Regions from separate parts of the Homo sapiens genome. Here region 2 is linked to region 1. Evidence: chromatin contacts called from ENCODE Hi-C or POLR2A ChIA-PET data. All regions are on one chromosome and are shown on one strand. Each heading gives the region's core, a stretch centred on a gene start or an enhancer-like site at or near the end of the contact. The rest is flanking DNA. Distances are from core to core; before and after follow the strand shown. Region 1 overlaps DARS1 (aspartyl-tRNA synthetase 1). Region 2 overlaps DARS1-AS1 (DARS1 antisense RNA 1).

What was found. Hi-C counts contacts between places; a loop is a spot of excess contacts on that map. ChIA-PET counts read pairs that join two places held with the same protein, here RNA polymerase II (POLR2A). Pooled maps may share reads with other maps.
Region 2: a map of natural killer cell shows a loop between it and region 1 (2.0-fold over the local background). The contact joins two enhancer-like sites. A Hi-C loop is called at or near these places in 1 of 168 maps with a recorded cell type or tissue (natural killer cell) and 6 of 50 pooled maps. POLR2A ChIA-PET finds 5 or more read pairs at or near these places in 18 of 52 experiments (B cell, CD4-positive, alpha-beta T cell, CD8-positive, alpha-beta memory T cell and 13 more).

What each region holds. Positions count from the first base shown.
Region 1 is chr2:135,958,096-135,962,603 of GRCh38, reverse strand. It overlaps DARS1 (aspartyl-tRNA synthetase 1), which reads left to right. Exons shown (of 16, transcript NM_001349.4): 4 at 1,106-1,208. Among named protein-coding and RNA genes, the nearest start is that of DARS1-AS1, 25 kb to the left of the region's middle. RefSeq lists an enhancer at 1,142-1,643 and a silencer at 1,679-1,879. Within about 2 kb of position 1,528, at least 6 of the 41 ENCODE cell types and tissues checked have a DNase peak (open chromatin) inside an H3K27ac peak, as active enhancers do; they include CD4-positive, alpha-beta T cell, where a contact is called at or near this core.
Region 2 is chr2:136,006,237-136,010,519 of GRCh38, reverse strand. DARS1-AS1 (DARS1 antisense RNA 1) reads right to left here. Exons shown (of 4, transcript NR_110199.1): 4 at 2,978-3,324. Among named protein-coding and RNA genes, the nearest start is that of DARS1, 23 kb to the right of the region's middle. Within about 2 kb of position 2,204, at least 10 of the 41 ENCODE cell types and tissues checked have a DNase peak (open chromatin) inside an H3K27ac peak, as active enhancers do; they include CD4-positive, alpha-beta T cell, where a contact is called at or near this core.

The DNA.
Region 1 (4,508 bases), core at 279-2,778:
TTTGCAACCTGTCTTTTTTAACTTGTGATTGCTATCTGATTTGCATTTCAAAATACTGTATGTTGAAAGTAGTAACTGTAAGTCTGCTTGCATTTTTGCTTTCCTTTTTCTTTCTTCTTTTGGTTAAGGCCCATTCTAAATGTAAAATATAATGCTCAGTTTAAAAAACAAAATCTTGTGATGTTTTACAAAACAATCTGATGTGTAAAGTGGTCTTGGAGAGATTAACCCATTTTTTATGAAGAAGTAATTTCCCAGAATTTGATCAGAGACTTAAGAAGGATCTGCTTTGGAGGAAAAAGGGATGTCACAAGGATACATAATAACGAAATATATTATGAATAATGTTTTTCAGAAGGTTAAGAATAAGGAGTAACAGTTCTTTATCAAAGAAGAAGGAATAAAGAGGCCCAGGATATGTAAAAATAAAACTGGTTATAGGGCTTGAAGAAAATGATCTTTAATAGACAATATAAGTTATTTGGAGTAAAAAAAAATGCGAGACTCATAAAATATGAAGGACTAGGAAGGTGATAAAGGAAAAATGAAGAACGTAGAACATGAAAGGCACTAGCCTGTCAATTTAAATGCTCTTTAAAATGTACTTTGGTAGGAAGAAACTCTGTAGATGGACCACCCCATAGTGTTTGTGTCCTTGTTTTTAAGCACTGTGTTAGCACTTTTGTGGTTGCAGTATTGAAACTTCCATAGTAGTACAGTGCCTTTGCATGTGGAATATACTAACTATTGAATGAATGTTGAAAGTGATCTCAAGTTACTTGAAATTTGTTTAATAAATCAATGCAATGACAAAATAATTTTCTTGATTTAGAAGTTTTTTTGAAATTGGTGATTTGCCTGTGTTCTTATAACAAGTTGAAAGCATTTCTTGTTACTCATCATAGGAACTTGAGTTTCTTTAAGGGTTGTCAGTTGAGTGTGAGTATTTTGTCTGTGGAAGCCAAATGGATAGTATACACATGCATGCGTGCCTGATGAGTATAGTAAATTTTGGCCCACTTTTAAAGTAGAGAGCATTTTCCTTCTTTGTAAAACCTGAAGTTGCGTGTCCTTAATACATTTGTGTTCTTTCTGTCTTTTTCAGGGAAACAGTGCTTCTTAGTCCTACGTCAGCAGCAGTTTAATGTCCAGGCTCTTGTGGCGGTGGGAGACCATGCAAGCAAGCAGATGGTTAAATTTGCTGCCAAGTAAGTAAGCAATTATATCCTGTTGTCAGAATAAACAATGGTGGGAACCAAGACTCCCAGGGGTTTGGACCATTTTCATACATTAACATCAATGCTTCGTTTGTTTAAAAATGTAGTTATTTAAATTGTCAGTTCAGTGTTGCTGAATACATTAAACTTACAAAAGAGAAAATATGGAGCACAGGCTTGAAATTCATTTGGAACTGCTGAAGCAGCACTCTCTACAGACAAGTCACATTTACTTTCAAGTAGAGTAACAAAAAGCCTGGCAGCCTCAACATAGCAGAGCAACTTTATTTTGTTGTGTTTGTTGAGCTTCATTTCCTCCCTCCTTCCCTCCCTCCCCCAGTTTGAGATTTGCATGTTGAGCAACAAGTTTTCTAACCAAAAAATAAAAGTATATAAAATAAAAGAATGTAGTTTGGCAAATGATTGCCTCCAGAAGGAAGTAAAACAAATGTTTTACAACTTTTAGCTTTGACACCAAAAGGGTTTAGGAGAAAAAAGGTAAAACTTGCTTTTTCCTCCTGTAAAAGTCTGGGCTGTCTGGCTCAGAGTTCCCGTAGAAGCAGCACATTGTTTTGTTCAGCTTGCAGGAGGCAGATATAGAGATAGAAGTGTGGTTGTGTGTGCAGTGGCTCTAAGGTGATGAGAGCTGTTTTACTTGGTAGTGGTGATGTGGCTAATTTTGTTTCATGTTTTTTTTCAATTTCATCAGAATTTTATTTCCATGATAATGATCTCAGAAAACATGAGAAAATGGATGGTCTTTGTGTTTTAAGTAATAAAGTAATTTCATAGTGTGTAAGTGTTTTTTAAAAGAAAGAATTCAATCAGAGTAAATGATATATTTTTTCTATTGATTTTTTTAAATGTTTGCTTTTTAGATGCATGCTTTCTAAGAATGAGTTAATACAGATGGAATTATGAATTTTAGAATTGGAAAGAAACTTAAAAATTATCTAATTCAATATCGTAATTTAGCTTTCAGCCCTCCCTGACCCTCTAGCACAATGTTATACATATAAAGGATGCTCAGCAGCTGGTTTTGGTTTAGATATTTATCAAATTACGTCATAGTAATACCTGCACTCGGATTTAAGAACTTAAGTGCCATGAATTGTATCGATTCATTGATGAGATCAGTAGTATTTTAATACTACTAATACAGTAGCCCCACCTCTCCCTATCTCCCAGTGCTGCCCAGAGATGACCACTTTTCTTCTACGTGTGTCTTCTGGTAATTAGGTTTGCTTGTTTCGTCTCCTGGTTAGAGTGTGTGCTTGTGGGGTGCATTTGTCTTCCAACCTTTTAAGGTTAGTGTGTATCCTATGAAGTCAAACATAAATGAGCTTGGTCCCTAGAAATTTTATCTGCACAGAGAACCTTCTATAAAAGAAAAAAAGATGGTCCTGGAAACCGCAGACATAGATGCTAAATTCTATTAAATATACTGAAAAATACTGGAAAAAAGTCAACCTCAAATCAACAAACAACTTTTGTATAATAATTTGGTTTTGAAAACTAATACATGAAGCCGACAGTTACATAGAGAATATATTTTTCCATTAAACTGCATTATAACCTCGGCGTTACATTCCTAAAGCTTCCAGTGGAAAAGCCTTTTGAAAATCCCAGTTACCCATAATATTCAGTGAGAGGCATTCTACTGACAAGTGGACGGTTAATCCATGTGATGTGTTTAGAAGCAGACACGTTAAAGTACTCCGCAAATAAGTTATTCCTATTATTTTGGATCTTCTCAGAAACTCCTGGGACTTGACTAAATAACAGCGATTGACTATATCAGATGTCAACCATAGCTTAATAGCTAAAAGAGCTACTTTCAAATGGTCTCCCAAACAGAACTTAGTTCACTAATGCCCTCATAAAATTAAAGAACATCTTTTTATCATTATTTTATTAAAGGCTTTCATCCAAATGGGATGATATACGGGCGATCTTTTTTTTTTTTTTTTTTTTTTTTTTTTTTTTTTTTTTTTTGAGACGGAGTTTCACTCTTGTTGCCCAGGCTGGAGTGCAATGGCGTGGTCTCCGCTCATCGCAACCTCCTACCCGGTTCAAGCAATTCTCCTGCCTCAGCCTCCCCAGTAGCTGGGATTACAGGCATATGCCACCACCATGCCCAGCTACTTTTGTATTTTTAGTAGAGACGAGGTTTCTCCATGTTGGTCAGGCTGGTCTTGAACTCCCAACCTCAGGTGATCCGCCCGCCTCAGCTGTTCAAAGTGCTGGGATTACAGGCATGAGCCACCGCAGCCGGCCATGGGTGATCTTTCTTTTAGACAAGGGAAGAATATAGGTAATTTAGCCTAGATTTTTTAATTCCTGAAGTGGAACTCCATAAGGATCTAGATGCAGTTCAGGCTTAACTAAATTGTGACTTGATTTTTTTTTTTTTAAGCAAAGGACATGCAGCTATTTTTAGTCCCTTTAAAAAATGGACTTTATATAAAGTAGCAATGTGTAGGAAAAGGTTGAGCTGTTCCAAATTATAAACCTTGTCACTGGTTATATGTAAGTGAATGGAGCCAATTTTATACAATAGGTTCAACATGTGGTACATAGATAACTATTATTAAACTTTTGGCACTAGCATGTTAAGGAATCGAGCCTGAATAATTACCAGTAGGTGGGTTAATGGCTTTTGCTATCTTGCGAAAAAGGAAAATTCTTATGGCTAAGACTCGTTGGCAAAAAATGATGAGTTTTTAGGTTTTGTAGTTGGTTAAGATAATTTTCTTAGGAACATGATTTTATGTTCCAGATGGGTCAGTCAGTTTGTCCTTTCTGTGTGATGTAACCTATACTTCTAAGATAGTTCAGAAATCCTGATCCTTCTTGGTAGGAGAAGTCTACTTTTAGACTTCGGCAAGAACTTTTTAGAACTTTTTTAGGGAAAAGATATATGGGGTTTTTCTTTGTCTTTTAAAATCCTTTTCCTAAAAATTGTTAACTGTGTTTTAGCGCATAAAATGGGTATGCGCTAAAATTGTGAAAGCAAAAATTAAGGTAGCTTTCATACATTTATCTTTGAGGTCACTTGTTTAGGCAGCAGATCACTAGTAGTATAACAGTTGGATGCAAGGAAAAATGTTTCTATTTCTAGTTCCAGTTAAGTTCAGATACTTGATAATTCATTTGATACAAATTTTAACTAACAATGCCACATTAACTTTCACATAAGTAAGACAGTTTTATAAAATGATTGACTGATACTTTATTTAAATTGTCATTCTTAGATTACTCTTTGCAGAATTTTGGTTAATTGTGAAGCTG
Region 2 (4,283 bases), core at 955-3,454, 47 kb before region 1:
CATACTTAGCCAAGGAATAGTCACCAGCTGACTAGCTATTGATTTAATGTTCCATCATTTCCATGGTTCAATCACACCTACCATGGTGAATCAGTTGGAACATCCTCAACGAACCAATAAATGAGCAATTTCCCCCACCAAAGGGATACGTTTCATGTGCAGCAGAGGCATACATAACTTATCTCAAACAATGTGAGGATCAAGTGCAGCATTGATTTACCCTGAATCATCCAGCCTTCTGTTTTCAGTAATGGTTTAGTCCTCTAATTGGCACAAACCCCACACACCAGCTTTTTGTTTAAATATTTGGGCATATGATGTATCTCTGCTTGAGGTCAGGGACCATTTCTTACATACTTTATCATTTTCAAGACATATATTAGGTGGTCAATATGTATTTGTCAAATGAGAATCATATGTTAAGGTAGAATAGGGCCAGAGTTTGCTATATGCCTGTGGTTCTCAACCCTCGGTATCCATTAGAATCACCTGGGGATCTTTCTGAACAATACCCAAGCCTCACCCTCAAAGCTGTGGGCTTAATTGGGTCTAAGGTAGGGTCTGAGCATTCCATCCAAACCTTACATTTTAAAAGCTTCACAGGTAATTCTAATGAATTGCTAGGCCTGAGAAGCACGGCTATATTGTGACACAATTAGGCAGGCAGGAAGTATGGTAAATGGTCCGGTAAGTACCACACAGTACCATACTTCTCAAAGTGTGGTCCCTGGACCAGCAGCAGCAGCAGCATCCTGCCACTTGTTAGAAGTGAAAATTATTGGGCCCCTTTCCAGACCTAGAGAATCAGAAACAGGCCAGGCATGGTGGCTCACGCCTGTAATCCCAGGGCTTTGGGAGGCCGAGGTGGGTGGATCACTTGAGGTCAGGGGTTCAAGACCAACCTGAACAACATGATGAAACCCCATATCTACTAAAATACAAAAATTAGCCTGGTGTGGTGGCGCAAGCCTGTAATCCCAGCTACTCGGGAGGCTGAGGCAGGAGAAGCACTTGAACCCAGGAGGCGGAGGTTGAAGTGAGCCGAAATCACACCACTGTGCTCCAGCCTGGGCAACAGAGCAAGACTCCATCTCAAAAAAAAAAGAGAGAGAGAGAGAGAATTAGGAACTGTGGGTGACATCCATAAATTTGTGTTTTTGTGCCCTCCAGATGACTTTGATGCCTCCTAAAGTTTGGGAACCACTGTAATAGAGAAATCTATGTTGAACTGAAAAATGGCAAGGCTGGCACTGTCTTAGAGAAACTGATTTCAAGTTATATTAAACTCAAAACATAAAGCAGGTTATGCTTCATAAAACAACACTTTGAATCATAGTTTTTTCTTTTAAAGAGACAGGATCTCACTCTGTCACTCACGCTGGAGCGCAGTGGTGCAATCATAGCTCACTGCAGCCCCAAATTCCTAGGCTCAAGCTATCCACCCACCTTGGTCTCCCGAGTAGCTGAGTAGCTGGGACTATAGGCACGTGCCACCATGCCCAGCTTATTTTTAAAAAAATTTTTTTAGACACAGGGTCTTGCTTTGTTTCCCAGGCTGGTCTCGAACTCCTGGCTTCAAGTGCTGGGATTATAGGCATGCTGGCCATTCACTGCCCCCACCCATAGTTTTCCTTGGTATTATCCTTTTAGCACCTGAAAACAAAAACAAATTTCAGTATGTATAAGACACTCCACTAATACCAAACCGTGAAGATGGCCATGTCGGCCTTCCCTATACAAAGATACTTGGCCTAGAGGGGGGAACCAACCACATGTCATCAGCTCCTGCCTTCATTGCTGTATGCTTCGTGGTGGCCCTTAATACTTGGGCAAGAGACCTGTTACTCAACCTCAATTTCCACTCATTGTAAAATCAAAGGCAGCAGGAACCTCAAACCACAGGCCCAACTTTCTAGCCAGGTTTGCAGAGCTTCTTCAGAAGCCAGGGTCAGAATTAGGTGTGCTTCTTCTCCAAGCTGTGGGCTTGTGAATGTAGAATGGGAACACCCTCATCCCGCCTTCCACAGTGGCTTCTTCCTCAAGTGCCCAATGCTGGATCTGACTCAGCTATGGAGGGTGAGGAGCAGAGGGACAGTGGCCGTTGGTGGTGGCAAGGGGGAAGTGACAAAGGGAAACGCAAGGGTTGGTGGCAACAGCAGAAGTGATGACTGGCAGCACATGATGTGGTGAAGGGGTGATGCCGTGACTGTCACACCCCACTGTGACAGGAGGCTTGTTTGCCACACCTTTATCCGGATCCATTCAAGGGACAGGCAGATTAGGGTTGCTGGTTTAAAAGTGATTAAAAGGCCGGGCGCAGTGGCTCACACCTGTAATCCCAGCACTTTGGGAGGCCGAGGCAGGCAGATTGCTTGAGCTCAGGAGTTCGAGACCAGCCTGCCTCTAAAAAAAATGTTTTTAATTAGTTGGGCATAATGGAGCATGTCTGTGGTCCCAGCTACTCAGGAGGCCAAGGCAGAGAGGATTGCTTGAACCCAGGATACAGAGATTGCAGTGAGCCAAGATCGTGCCACTGTACTCCAGCCTGGGTGATAGAGCAAGACCCTGTCTCAGAAAAAAAAAAAAAAAAAAAAAAAAAAAGTGATTAAAGGCCTAACAGAAAGTAAGGTTGGTGATGCAGTGCTGTGAACAAATCTCTCCAAGTTTGGCTGCTGTGCTACCTGTGTCAAAATCACCAGAGGTAATTGTTAAGGCTGCAGCCTCCTGAACCCCCACCCCAAAACTCCTGAATGAGCATTTCCTTTTTATTATTGTTTTATATTTTACTTTAAGTTCTGGGATACATGTACTGAACATGCAAGTTTGTTACATAGGTATACATGTCCATGGTGGTTTGCTGCACCTATCAACCCATCATCTAGGTTTTAAGCCCCACATGCATTAGGTATTTGTCCTAATCCTCTCCCTCCCCTTACCTCCCACCCCCGACAGGCCCTGGTGTGTGACGTTCCCCTCCCTGTGTCCATGTGTTCTCATTGTTCAACTCCCACTTTTGAGTGAGAACATGCAGTGTTTGGTTTTCTGTTCCTGTGTTAGTTTGCTGAGAATGATGGTTTCCAGCTTCATCCATGTCCCCGCAAAGGACAGGAACTCCTAAATGAGCATTTCTGAGGGGGGACAATCTGTAAATTTGCACACTAAACAAGCTCTTCATGGGATTCTGATACAGGTGGTTCTTAAGATCTCGCTTTCAGAAAACCACCCGAACATAATTTTGTTGCTTGGAAATTTGAAGTTGCTTGTCCTTCAACGTTGACTCTATGCAAAGAACTGCAGAAGACACATAGTCTTAAGATATAGTCCCTTAAAAAGAAATTAACCATAAGTATTATTAGGAGGAGGAGCAGTAGTCGTGATAAACAAACAAATAAACACTAAACTGCAACAAGGTAGAATGAGGGAGGAAAAATAGCAATGAAAGTTTATGGGCATTAAAATGAGAAAAGTTAAAACTCGGGGTTTAGGAAAGGGATTGGGAAGGAGGTGACAGTTCAGACTTCTTCAGTAACTTTTTTCCTTAAAACAATACGTGTGTAACAGTGGTTTATGTTCCTTGCAGACATCTGAGATCATTCTTGGACGAATGAAGAGAGGATTTCAACAGGTGGAGCAGGAAGGGGAAAGCACAGGATTCCAGGAGGAGGGAAAAACATAGGCATTGATGTGTGTTGACTAGTATTTCTGTCATCTCAGGAATTTGCCCTTAGTAAGAATCCTCAAGTGCCTTAAAGTTAGGACCTTAGGAAATTGTGTTCTCTTTCAGGCTAGCCAAGGCTAATTAACATTTTTGGGGTCCAGTGATTTCTTATAATGTTTCCTGGTTCCATAATGTATACAAAATTGAGGTATTAAATTATTAAATGATGATAAAACACTATGCTGCTTTAGGGGAAGGAGTACAGATGTCTGCAATTCACTTCGAAAGGCATCCAGGAAATAAGGTGATAGAAGGATGGATAGAGGGATAGTTAGAAAATAAACAAGTTTAATAAAATATTAACAGTAGAATCCAGGAAATGCATATACAGCTGTGTCTTGTAAAAATCCTTTCAACTTTGCTGTGTGTTTGAATTTTTTCACAATAAAATGGGGGTGGGGATGTTCTGCTTCTACAGGTCATGTGATTCTGAGCAAATCTCTGCTTAGCTCCCCTCGGCTTCACTTTGCCATTACTTTTAAGGACAAAAACTGCAATTACTTCTGCACCAACCTAATGGTTAATCTGCAAGGTCCTGTCCAGTTCCCAAATTCTCTCTTATTCC